Regions from separate parts of the Homo sapiens genome. Here region 1 is linked to region 2. Evidence: chromatin contacts called from ENCODE Hi-C or POLR2A ChIA-PET data. All regions are on one chromosome and are shown on one strand. The core of a region is the stretch at or near the end of the contact, and the rest is flanking DNA. Distances in the headings are between cores, read along the strand shown.

Region 1 (5,614 bases), core at 2,549-5,048, 78 kb after region 2:
TTTTTTTTTTTTTTTGACACGGAGTCTCGCTCTGTCGCCCAGGCTGGAGTGCAGTGGCACCATCTCAGCTCACTGCAAGCTCCGCCTCCCGGGTTCACGGCATTCTCCTGCCTCAGCCTCCCGAGTAGCTGGGACTACAGGCGCCCGCCACCACGCCCGGCTAATTTTTTGTATTTTTTTTTTTAGTAGAGATGGGGTTTCACCGTGTTAGCCAGGATGGTCTCAATCTCCTGAACTCGTGATCCACCTGCCTCGGCCTCCCAAAGTGCTGGGATTACATGCGTGAGCCACCGCACCCAGCCACAAGGGAATACTTTCAACATACTTAGGACCCATTTGTGGTAGTTCTATGATCTTCCCGTTCACATTCTTTGCCCATTCTTCTATGGGACTGTTTTTCTTTTGATTTGTCGGAACACTTGGTATTTTTGAGATATTTATCTTTTGCTATTTACACTGTAAACATGTCCTCTCAGATTTTATTCATATTCATGTACAAAACTTTTAAATTTTTATACACTCAAACTTGTCAGTCTTTCTTTTCATGGCTTATGATTAAAATTTTATCCCAAGATTTAGAAAATACTCTCTTACGTCATCTTTCTGTAGTTCTTATATTTGTCTTGCATATGGCTTTCTAGCACTCGATATTGATCTGAACCACTATTTTCTCAGTGATCTGCAACTCTCCGTGTATACATCTGTTTTTCCCCCTGCTCTCTTTATATCATAGTTCCTGGATCTGTGTTTACTCCTGCCCTAGAAACACGCTGTTAAAATTACTAGAGGATCACAGCTCAAAGTGATAGCTCATTATGCTTTTTCAGTCTCTTGGCTCTTCTATTCACGTACATTCGCTCTTCTAGATGAAGTTTGGAATTAGTCTATCAAGTTCCAAAAGCAACTTGGAGGAAGAGCTTTAAATCTGAATTTAATTTGGCTCTATTACCAAAAGAAGCTTTTATGCTGGTTTATTACTATTACTTAGTAATACCAACAGCCAACTTCTGTAGCCTTACATCTTCCCACTGCCCCCCGCCACAATGAGCCTGCAGCGCTTACTGAGAGGCTTTACAACTGCGGGTCTGCGCTTTTCATGCATGCAGGTCACTCCATCTGCGACGCCCTTTCACCTTCTTTGCCCAGCACAGCTAACTTGAAACTCAGCTCATATCACCTCCACCAGAAAGGCTTCCTTGCAGTCCCCTATCCGTAGTCTGGGTTAGTTGTCCTTCCCATGTGGCACTCTATGCTTATCTCTGTTACAATACCTTGAAGTGGCTGACTTACTTATTGGTTATTCCAAAACACTTCACTCATGAATTGTCCATCCCCAGTGCAGGGTATGTGATGTTTGGTAGGCATTCAACAAATGTTCTGCTCAATGAACAAATGAAGACACACATGACAAAACCACCGTTCTGAAAGGCTAGCATCTTCTTCCCTTCTCAGAGCTGTGCAAGCCGAGTGTGGCACTGCTGCCTGAACATTCTCATATAGGAAGAAAAGGAAAAAGAGTGAAAAAGTGTGAAGCCAGTACACTAGTTTGTCTAAGAAATGGCAAAATGTGTGGTTGCAATTTTCTATAGAAGCAAGCTTGCAGATTAATGTAAATCAAAAGGTGAATTATGACAAAATGTTTTAAGAGTCAGATTAATCTACTATTTACATCTCGTTAGGAAGCATATTCTATATAAAGAAAAAGAATAATGAAATAAATAACTGTCAGACTAAGTCTCTTTCCATTCTTTCTTTCTTTCTTTTTTTTTTTTAATGGAATCTTGCTCTGTCACCCAGGCTGGAGTGCAGTGGTGTGATCTCAGCTCACTGCAACCTCTGCCTCCTGGATTCAAGTGATTCTCTTGCCTCAGCCTCCCGAGTAGCTGGGGTTACAGGCGCCTACCATCACACCCAGCTAATTTTTGTATTTTTAGTAGAGATGGGGTTTCGCTATGTTGGCCAGGCTGGTCTTAAACTCCTGACCTCAGGTGATCCACCTGCCTCGGCCTCTCAAACTGCTGGGATTACAGGTGTGAGCCAACGCGCCCGGCCTATGTAAGTCTCTTCTCTAATTTCGCCCGTTGCCTTGTACTGTAACAGTATATAAATATACATTTTATCTATTCTTACACAGCTAAAAACGCTACAAATTCCACTTTTAACTCTTTAAAAACTTTCCCATTTCTGCTCCTCTATTGTTTAATTTTATCTGTAAATCCTCTCTGTTTACTGGAATGGACACGTAAGTTTTCCATTAGCACAGTACAGGACTATAACACTTACTTCCATGGGAAAGCAGCAGGCAACTGGTCAAATACTCAGTTATGGGGAAACAAGGATGCCCACAAATCTCCACCGTGCAGCTTTTTAAAACTATGACAAAGGTGACTCAAACTCCGTCAATTCCTTCCACGAATACTTCACTTTCTTTAGTTTTCGCTAAGCACACTAAAACCTGGGGGGAGGGCACAAAGAGTTTACGTACTAAGACACCTGGGAAAAACACAGAAATTCGTGTGCGAAGCTGAAAGAACTCCAAGCTTCACTTTGCTCTTCATCAGAAATGGTGTACTGCTAAATTCCTAAGGACGCCTCCCTCAGCGGCCCCCTGCTTGGTTAATTCAGTCTTAGTTCTACGGACCCAGCATTTGTACTTCTTTTTAACTGAACCTTACAAGTTAGAGAAATGTAATCATGAATAAAACTCTGTTTTTTTGTTTTAATGTAGAAGTGACCGTAGGAGTCACTTCCACATTAAAGTGACAGATTAAAGTACAATGAAAATCTATGTATTACTTTTAAGAAAGTTGATAAGAGCTTTTATTTCAAACTGTATCTAAAAATACTTTCACTGCGACCAGAAATCTGGTTACTCCTCGGGAATACACCAATAGAATTTCACCTGGATGTGAATTCATTAAACAACTATAATATGAAAAAGAGAACTCTAGGAAGGACAAGTGAAACTTCAAAATATACACAAATCACAGAGTGATGAGAAAGCTTTACTGCACTGTTTTAGAATTTAGTCAGTCAAAAATTTTGACTATTTTTTTGAAACAGGTCTTGCTGTGTTGTCCATGCTGGTCTTGAATTCCTGGGCTCAAGCGATCCTTCTCCCTCAGCCTGTCAGGTAGCTGGGATTTGTGAACACTCTGCTTCACAATGGTGTTTCAAAGATGGGTACATATTTGTTGTATATTTCAAAGTCTCACCAGTCTCACACTAACAACTATCACCTGCATTACTCAACACCTACTATAAGCAAGACCTTGTGCTGCATATGAAATAAATAGCTCATCTTCAAAATTAGGAATCTCTTCATTTCAAAGATGAGTCAAAAGTACAGGGAGTGAAGGTGATTTGGTCAAGGTCACACAGGAGGTGGTGGGTCTGGAAAGTGGATTGGGCCTGTCTCTTGACCACTTTGCCATACTGCCTCCATGCTTGCTGATGCTCACCTACAATCCCTGTGCCAACACCGTAACAACATGGGACAGTGTTCCTGAAAGTCCTTCCACTGACAAAATCAAACAAAGTCATTGGAATGGTGTCTGAGTCAGAAATTTAAGGGAAAGGACCTTAGAGATCATGAGAGGTTCAAACCTCTCATTTTAGATGAGAAATGGAAGGACTAGTTGGTGGCATAACAAGTTCTAGTTTCCAAGTCCTCACCTATGGTTCAGAGATTTTCCCATTCTGCTTAGTCATAGAAAGCTCAGAGACGTTATTTATTTTTTCCTGTTGCCCAGGCTGGAATGCAGTGACTCGATCTTGGCTCACTGCATCCTCCACCTCCCAGACTCAAGCGATTGTCCCACCTCAGCCTCTTGAGTAGCTGGGACCACAGGCACATGCCACCATGTCTGGCTAATTTTTGTACTTTTTGCAGAAAGGGGGTTTTGCTGTGTCACCCAGGCTGGCCTCGAACTCCTGAGCTCAAGCAATTCACCCGCCCAGGGCTTCAAAGTGCTGGGATTACAGGCATCAGCCACCACGCCCGACCTCAAACATTTTCTTCATAGGATATTTCCAACTTAGTTTAAAGGCAAGACTCTTATGACCTAATCAGCAAAAAATATAGGATATACAGTATACAGTAAGTGCAAAGGTGTTATGTTACAAAGTGGGCATATTACACCTGTGAGAACAGAATGGAGACAGAGCTGCTTGGGGAAGCCTCACGGGTGCGGGGGGACAATGAACTGGAAGTAAAGTGGGGGTTGGGGGGGCAGCAATTAAGCATGTGTGCATGGGAGGGACTTGACAGTGAGCATGGCACACTTGTGAGACAGTAAGAAAGCAATCCCAATCATAATAGAAAGTAGGCCATGGAGGCTGGGGGGTGGTGGCTCACGCCTGGAATCACAGCACTTTGGGAGGCTGAGGCAGGCGGATCACCTGAGGTCAGGAGTTTGAGACCATCCTGACCAACATGGTGAAATGCCTTCTCTACTAAAAATACAAAATTAGTCAGGCATGGTGGTGGTCGCCTGTAATCCCAGCTACTCAGGAGGCTGAGGCAGGCAGGAGAATCACTTGAACCTGGGAGGCAGAGGTTGTGGTGAGCCAAAACTGTGCCATCGCATTTCAGCCTGGGCAACAAGAGAGAAACTCAGTCTCAAAAGAAAAGAAAAAAGTAGGCCATGGAGAGTAGGCGGGGAAAATGTTGGGGAGACTCGGCTATGAAGGGCCTTCACAGCCAGAGAGAAAAACGGAGAGTTTGTGCATTAGTAACTAGGTGACCACGGCAGGTTTGTGAGGGGACCCCTCGTCAGTGAAGGGTGGTGAGTTAGAAAGATGCATCTGGCTGTGATACCAGAGACTACTGAGGAAGAGATGAAATTGGTATAAAATGAAGATTTTTGTTTGGGAGTCAAGAATGAATTTCTTATTTTATGCTCACTACATAGATTGATCAATTTTTTGAGATGTTTTCAATCCATAAAATGATTTATGTTCTTCAATATGTGTGTGTGTTTATATGTATATTTATATATATACTCACACACCTTTTTTTTTTTGAAACGGAGTTTCACTCTTGTCACCCAGGCTGGAGTGCAATGGCGTGATCTCGGCTCGCCGCAACCTCCACGTCCCAGGTTCAAGCGATTCTCCTGCCTCAGCCTCCCGAGTAGCTGGGATTACAGGCATGTGCCAACATGCCCAGCTAATTTTGTATTTTTAGTACAGACTGGGTTTCTCCATGTTGGTCAGGCTGGTCTCGAACTCTCGACCTCAGGTGATCCGCCCACCTTGGCTTCCCAAAGTGCTGGGATTACAGGCGTGAGCCACTGTGCCCAGCCTACAATATATATTTTAGAAGGACTATGAACTAGGAGTATTTTCTTAGATAATGTTATATTTACAGAGATAAATATTTAATGAGGGAATATTATATCATAGCAAGATTTTATTGACTTAATTGCTTATTTTCTACTTATCTAAGAAGATACCAGTAACATTCTGCACCAGCAGCATTTGATGAGAAAACTGATGCAATACTGTCAACCAATCACATCACAACCAGATACAACCAGAACAGGCAGGGCTGTTACATTTCTTATTCAGTTTTTCAAAATAAGACCCTTAAATTAAAACACCAAGCTATTTA
Region 2 (5,516 bases), core at 1,840-4,339:
GCCCACTCCCTTCGCCCCTGTGCCCACTCCCTTCGCCCCTGTGCCCACTCCCTTCGCCCCTGTGCCCACTCCCTTCGCCCCTGTGCCCACTCCCTTCGCCCCTGTGCCCACTCCCTTCGCCCCTGTGCCCACTCCCTTCGCCCCTGTGCCCACTCCCTTCGCCCCTGTGCCCACTCCCTTCGCCCCTGTGCCCACTCCCTTCGCCCCTGTGCCCACTCCCTTCGCCCCTGTGCCCACTCCCTTCGCTCCTCTCTGCCCAGGAGGACCTCCTTGCCCACTGGGCACCCACCAAGTTGGAGACAAGGCACTTTCCCCCCGGGCTACCCAGCCTGGCCTCCTCCCCGAGGCCCCTCCCCTGGGGAACGGCCCCCCGTGAAGCAGGTCCTGTGGCTTTTCCAGGCTTGCGTCCTGCTGCTGGGCTCTGCCCTCCCCCTAGGGCTCCCCATCCCCTCCCATTGCCATTTGTCCTCCTGCAGGTTTTCACTCTGGGGCTGGTGAGTGCCAGTGTCCTTAGGCATGCTCCACACCAGGGCTAGGGGGGCGCTTGTGGGGATCAGCGGCTGGCGTCTGCCAAGGCGAGGGCAGGGCGGGGTGCAGCCAGTGGGCCTCGGCAGCCATGTGACCCTGCTGCTGGCTAGTTGGTGCCAGGATCCAGGGCTCCAGGCAGCTCGTCCCAGCTCGTCCCAAGCACTCATGGGACGGCTCCCACATTGCTTGGGTTGTAAACACTGTAGTACACACTGTCCCATCTCCTGCCTTTCCCGTTTCACCACATAGAGCTGAAAGCCTGGCATCTCGGCTGCGGTGGTTGTCTGGCTGTAGATATTGGAAGTGGGGAATGGCTCCTGCCCTACTGGGTGGCATTTCAGAGCCCCCAGGGGCCAGGTAGGGCCAGGTGGGTCCGGGCGGGGAATGCAGAGTGGTGCTGGGAGAATCCCAGCTCTACCCACCGTTGCTCTGGGATGGGAAGGACCTTTCTCCAGGCGGATGCTGGCTGTGGTGTCTACCCAAGGCCGAGCTCTGACCCGTCTTTGGGGCTGTCGGTCTGAGTTTTCCCCGTGCAGGTCGGCATGGCTCAAGTGCACAGCCCCTCCATACTCATCAGCAACTCGATAGAAGCTACTTAGGTTGTTGCTTAAGGGGCCCATGGTCTCTCCTTGAAGGTATTCTAAGTGGTCCTCCTAGGCTGAGCCAGGTTGCCAGGTGCCCAGAGCCAATCCGTGTGGCTCTTGACAGAACTCCTGTTCTCTGTGTGAAGCTCCGGGCGGGGAATCCCGGTCTGACCCAGGCACTGATGATCAGTGTTTCGGTGCACCAGATCCTTTGCTAAGTGCCCCCTCTGCTTGTCACATTTCATTGTCGAAAGAGCCCTGGGTCAGTCCAGTACTGGCCCCAAAGATGTCCCCGTCCTAAGACTGGATGGAGCCTGTGAATACGTTACGTTGCGTGGCTGGGGAATTACGATTGCAGGTAGAATTAAAGTTGCCAGTCAGCTGACTTTGGATAGGAGATGGCCCTAGATTATCGTGGTGGCCCAGCGTGATCTCAGGGTCCTTAGAGGTGAAAAACAGAGGCCGGAGTGTCAGGGTCAGAGTGGTGCCACGTGAGCAGGACTTGAGCAGCCACTGCTGGCTTTGAAGTGGAGGAAAGGGCTGAGAGCCAGGGGCCTCTAGAAGTTGGAAAAGGCGAGGAAGAGGATTCTCCCCCGAAGCCTCCGGGAGGAATGTAGCCCTGATCATGCTTGACTGGAGCCCAGTGAGACTCATTTTGGACTTCTCACTTCCAGAACTGAAAGTTGAGAAACCGGTGGTGTTTTAAGCCACGAAGTTGATGACAGTTCGTTACGACAGCAGCAGGAAACTAATGTAAACCCTGTGCCTTGTGTTATTATCCCCCTTTACAGATGCTGCCACTGAGGTCACAGAGTTAGTAACCCAAGGCAGAGCCAGTACGTGGCAGGGCTGGTTTTAAATTGAGTCAGGCTGGCTCTGGGCTGCTGATTACATTTCCCTTTTCACTTTGGCCACTAGGAAGCTTAGATCCACACATACGCCCACTTCCTGGCTCTTGGTTTTTCCTTGTCCTTGTTTGGTGGCCCTTTCACCTTTTCTTTTATGTTTTTGCTGCTTGCGATGTTGAATACACCTCGTGAGTTTTCCCTCAAATGCAGTTTGGAACAGGATGGCTCTGGATGGGCTGATGGATGATTTCTCCTCCCCTTTGTGTTCTGGCCTTTCTAGGAGGGTGAGGACAAAATCTTCTTAATCAACAAGCTTCACTCCATCTACGAGAGGAAGGAGAGGGAGGAGAGGAGCAGGTGAGGGTCCGTGGAGGGATTGGGGACACTCTGAGCCTGGAGGGGAGAGGGGCCAGGGCTGGACAGTAGGGCTGCCACTGGGGCTACACCACGACATTGCTGACACTTGACCGCTTTTGACCTACAAAAATCTCCCCCCCGGCGCCCACCTTCACTCTCTCTAGAGCCTTCTCTGGCCTCCGGAGCCTGGCCATTTTGACAGGGACCTAAAATACATCTCAGGAGAAAGGCTGTGGGGCGTCTGGCCTGTCCCTCGCCGGGCCTTGGCTGCGCCCAGCCAGGTTGCAGGGATGTTGATGTTTATGGGGTCCCCTCAGTGATGTCTCTTTCTGGCAGGGTTGGGACAACCGAGGAGGCTGCGGCACCCCCTGCCCTGCTCACAGATGAACAGGATGCCTAGGGGGACGGCGATGGGCCTCACGGGCCCGCCCAGCACCCTGAGACCACACTGTTGCCTCCCAGTGACCCTGCTGGGACACCAGGACAAGGAAGACAGTTTCGCCTCTCGAAAGCCGCAGCTGCGCCTAGGCTGGAGCTGGAAGGGTGGGTGAATCCGGCTTGGGCATCCCCAATGAACTCTGCCCTGCCTGGGACTCTATTTATTCTGATTAAAGGGGTTTTGCAAATGGGCTTGTCCCTTGGGGCTCTGTGTCTGTGACCACACCCGGGGCCTGCTTCCCGCTGCCCTGGGGCCACCTCCAGGCGCAGGTCTGGGTCCTGGGAACCTCAGCTGGAGTGGGGGCGCCCTCTGCTGGCCAAGCCCCAGATGGCAGGGGCTGGACCGCGCCAGGGCTTGATTCGCTTGCTGCCTTTGACCAGCCTGAACTCGCGCCCAGGAGGGGCTTACACCTGCACAAGTGAGCCGAGCAGGCACGGATTGTGACCAGAGCGATGCGTCAACCATTGGGTGATGCTGTAGCATCTACTGGAGCAGGAGACAAATTTAGAGAGGGACTTGGAGGGGAGACATATCAGTTGCAAATGAGTTGTGGGGACAGTTGCCTCCCAGGCATAGGTAACCAGCACCTGTGCTTGGAGGCGAACAGGGCTTGGTGAGGTGGGGCTGGCCCCCTGCTTCTGGCTGCCAGCAGCTGGCTGGGGGGTGGTGATCCTGGGTCTGACTGGGCTGAGTTTGAGGAGCCCGTGGGATACCGAAAACCGTAGGCTGTGGGGGGTGGGCACAGGGATTCGGGGACCAGCCCGTCATGACCCCGTGCTCCAGGTCTGCAGGGACCAGCCCATGACAGCCCAGGGCTCCAGGTCTGCGGGGACCAGCCCATCACAGCCCAGGGCTCCAGGCCTGCGGGGACCAGCCCGTCAGCCTCAGTTCTCCAGGCCTGCGGGGACCAGCCCGTCATGACCCCAGTGCTCCAGGTCTGTGGGGACCAGCCCGTCAGCCTGTGCTCCAGGCCTGCAGGAACCAGCCCGTCAGCCTCAGTGCTCCAGGCCTGCGGGGACCAGCCCGTCAGCCTGTGCTCCAGGCCTGCGGGGACCAGCCCGTCATGACCCCAGTGCTCCAGGTCTGTGGGGACCAGCCCGTCAGCCTGTGCTCCAGGCCTGCGGGAACCAGCCCGTCATGACCCCAGTGCTCCAGGCCTGCGGGGACCAGCCCGTCATGACCCCAGTGCTCCAGGTCTGTGGGGACCAGCCCGTCACGGCGCAGGGTTCCAGGCTTGTGGGGACCAGCCTGTCACAGCCCAGGGCTCCAGGCCTGCAGGAGCTGCGCTTGGGATTGGGGGAATGAACCCAGGTGGGGAAATGGTCAAAGAGCGATGGGCCCAGAAAAGGGTCAGACCCAGATGGAGATGCCACTGGCTGCTAGCAGACCCCCACGCTGGGTCTAGCCCACCCAATCCCATGGGGATGCTCCTGTGCTCTGCAGACATCTGGGTGCTGCCACAGGGGCCCGACAGAGTTGGCATCTGGGTGGATCTGAGCCAAGTGGTGCTTCTGGGCCTCAGCAAGTAGCTGGTGCTGATTCTGGGCAGCCAACTGTGGCAGCATCTTCAGGTGCGAGTGCTGCTGGGTGAAGCTGCGTGGGCAGTCCAGAAAGTGACGTGACAGTCCACAGGGACCGACGTAGGGTTTCCAGCCCCTATCTGTGCAGATGCTGTCCTCCAAACCATCACGGTCCCTCTCTGGCTGGGGACGTGCGCCTGCCACTGCTGGCTTGCCAGCATGATCATTGGTTGTGACCTGTTGAGCCCATCTTGCCAGCCTCACAAAGGACAGTACTAGCTGCTTATGACAGGAAAGTGGAAGAACTTGGCCTGGATATTTCTGGAGAATTACCGTGTGTGCTAGTCAGTCTTTCGTGTCAACCAGGCCAGGCTGTGGGGCCCAGTGATCTCATCGAGAGGGGCCGAGGTGTTGCTGTGATCGTGTGCTGCTGGAATGTGGTGAACACCTACAGTCGATTTCACCTAAAGATCATCCTTGAGAATGTGGGTGGGCCTCATCCTATCAGCTGAAAGCTTTAAGAGCAAAACCCGAGGTGTCCCAGAGAGGGAATTCTGCCTTGAGACGGCGGCTTCCCACTCCCACTGGATGTCCAGCCCGCGGCCCCACGGCTGGGTGAGCCCGTCCTCTCCTCGTTTCTGTCTCCGGACCCACCGTGTGGCCCCAGACCCTCCAGTGAGGACCTCCCGTATTTCTTCAGAGCAGCCCTTGCGTGCTGGAGGCCTGGGCTTCAGTGTGTCCCTGGGTGCCCTGGGGCATGTTCTGTGACCTCCCAGCTCCTCGCCTCATGGGGCCGCTGTATCAAGTGACACAGTTTGTGTGCTGCGTACCATGCCTGGCACCCATTTGAGGTGTTGCAAGGAGGCCATGTTTGCTCGATGAGAGCAGCCTAAGATCTACAAACTGTTGTTCGAGTGGATGGGAACTTGATGCTATTTTCAGGCTGAATGACAAGACTCCGCGATGCTTCTCGGCCTGGGCTGCACAACGGAATCTACCAGGGAGGTTTTAAAAACACTGGTACTTGCTGGAGGTGGTGGCGCCTGTCTGTAATTGCAGCTGCTCCAGAGGCTGAGGCGGAGGATTGCTTGAGCCCAAGAGTTTCGGTTTATTTGCTTTTTCAGAGTCTTGCTCTTGCCCAGGCTGGAGTGCAGTTCCATGATCTCGGCTCACTGCCTCAGCCTCCCAAGTAGCTGGGATTACAGGTGCATACAACCAGGCCTGGCTGATCTTCGTATTT

The links. A loop is a pair of places that touch in the nucleus more often than their neighbours do. ChIA-PET counts read pairs that join two places held with the same protein, here RNA polymerase II (POLR2A). Pooled maps may share reads with other maps.
Region 1: a map of endothelial cell of hepatic sinusoid shows a loop between it and region 2 (4-fold over the local background). The contact joins two enhancer-like sites. A Hi-C loop is called at or near these places in 2 of 168 maps with a recorded cell type or tissue (endothelial cell of hepatic sinusoid and prostate gland), 2 of 37 single-sample maps with no recorded cell type and 3 of 50 pooled maps. POLR2A ChIA-PET finds 5 or more read pairs at or near these places in 6 of 52 experiments (GM12878, HEK293, PC-3 and 2 more).

Annotation. Positions count from the first base shown.
Region 1 is chr17:78,033,080-78,038,693 of GRCh38, reverse strand. All of the region lies in intron 4 of TNRC6C (trinucleotide repeat containing adaptor 6C), which reads right to left. Among named protein-coding and RNA genes, the nearest start is that of TNRC6C, 77 kb to the right of the region's middle. Within about 2 kb of position 3,798, at least 3 of the 41 ENCODE cell types and tissues checked have a DNase peak (open chromatin) inside an H3K27ac peak, as active enhancers do.
Region 2 is chr17:78,110,349-78,115,864 of GRCh38, reverse strand. TMC6 (transmembrane channel like 6) reads left to right here. Exons shown (of 20, transcript NM_001127198.5): 19 at 2,241-2,317; 20 at 2,654-5,516. The coding sequence ends at 2,717. Among named protein-coding and RNA genes, the nearest start is that of TMC6, 16 kb to the left of the region's middle. RefSeq lists an enhancer at 3,215-3,274. Within about 2 kb of position 3,089, at least 11 of the 41 ENCODE cell types and tissues checked have a DNase peak (open chromatin) inside an H3K27ac peak, as active enhancers do.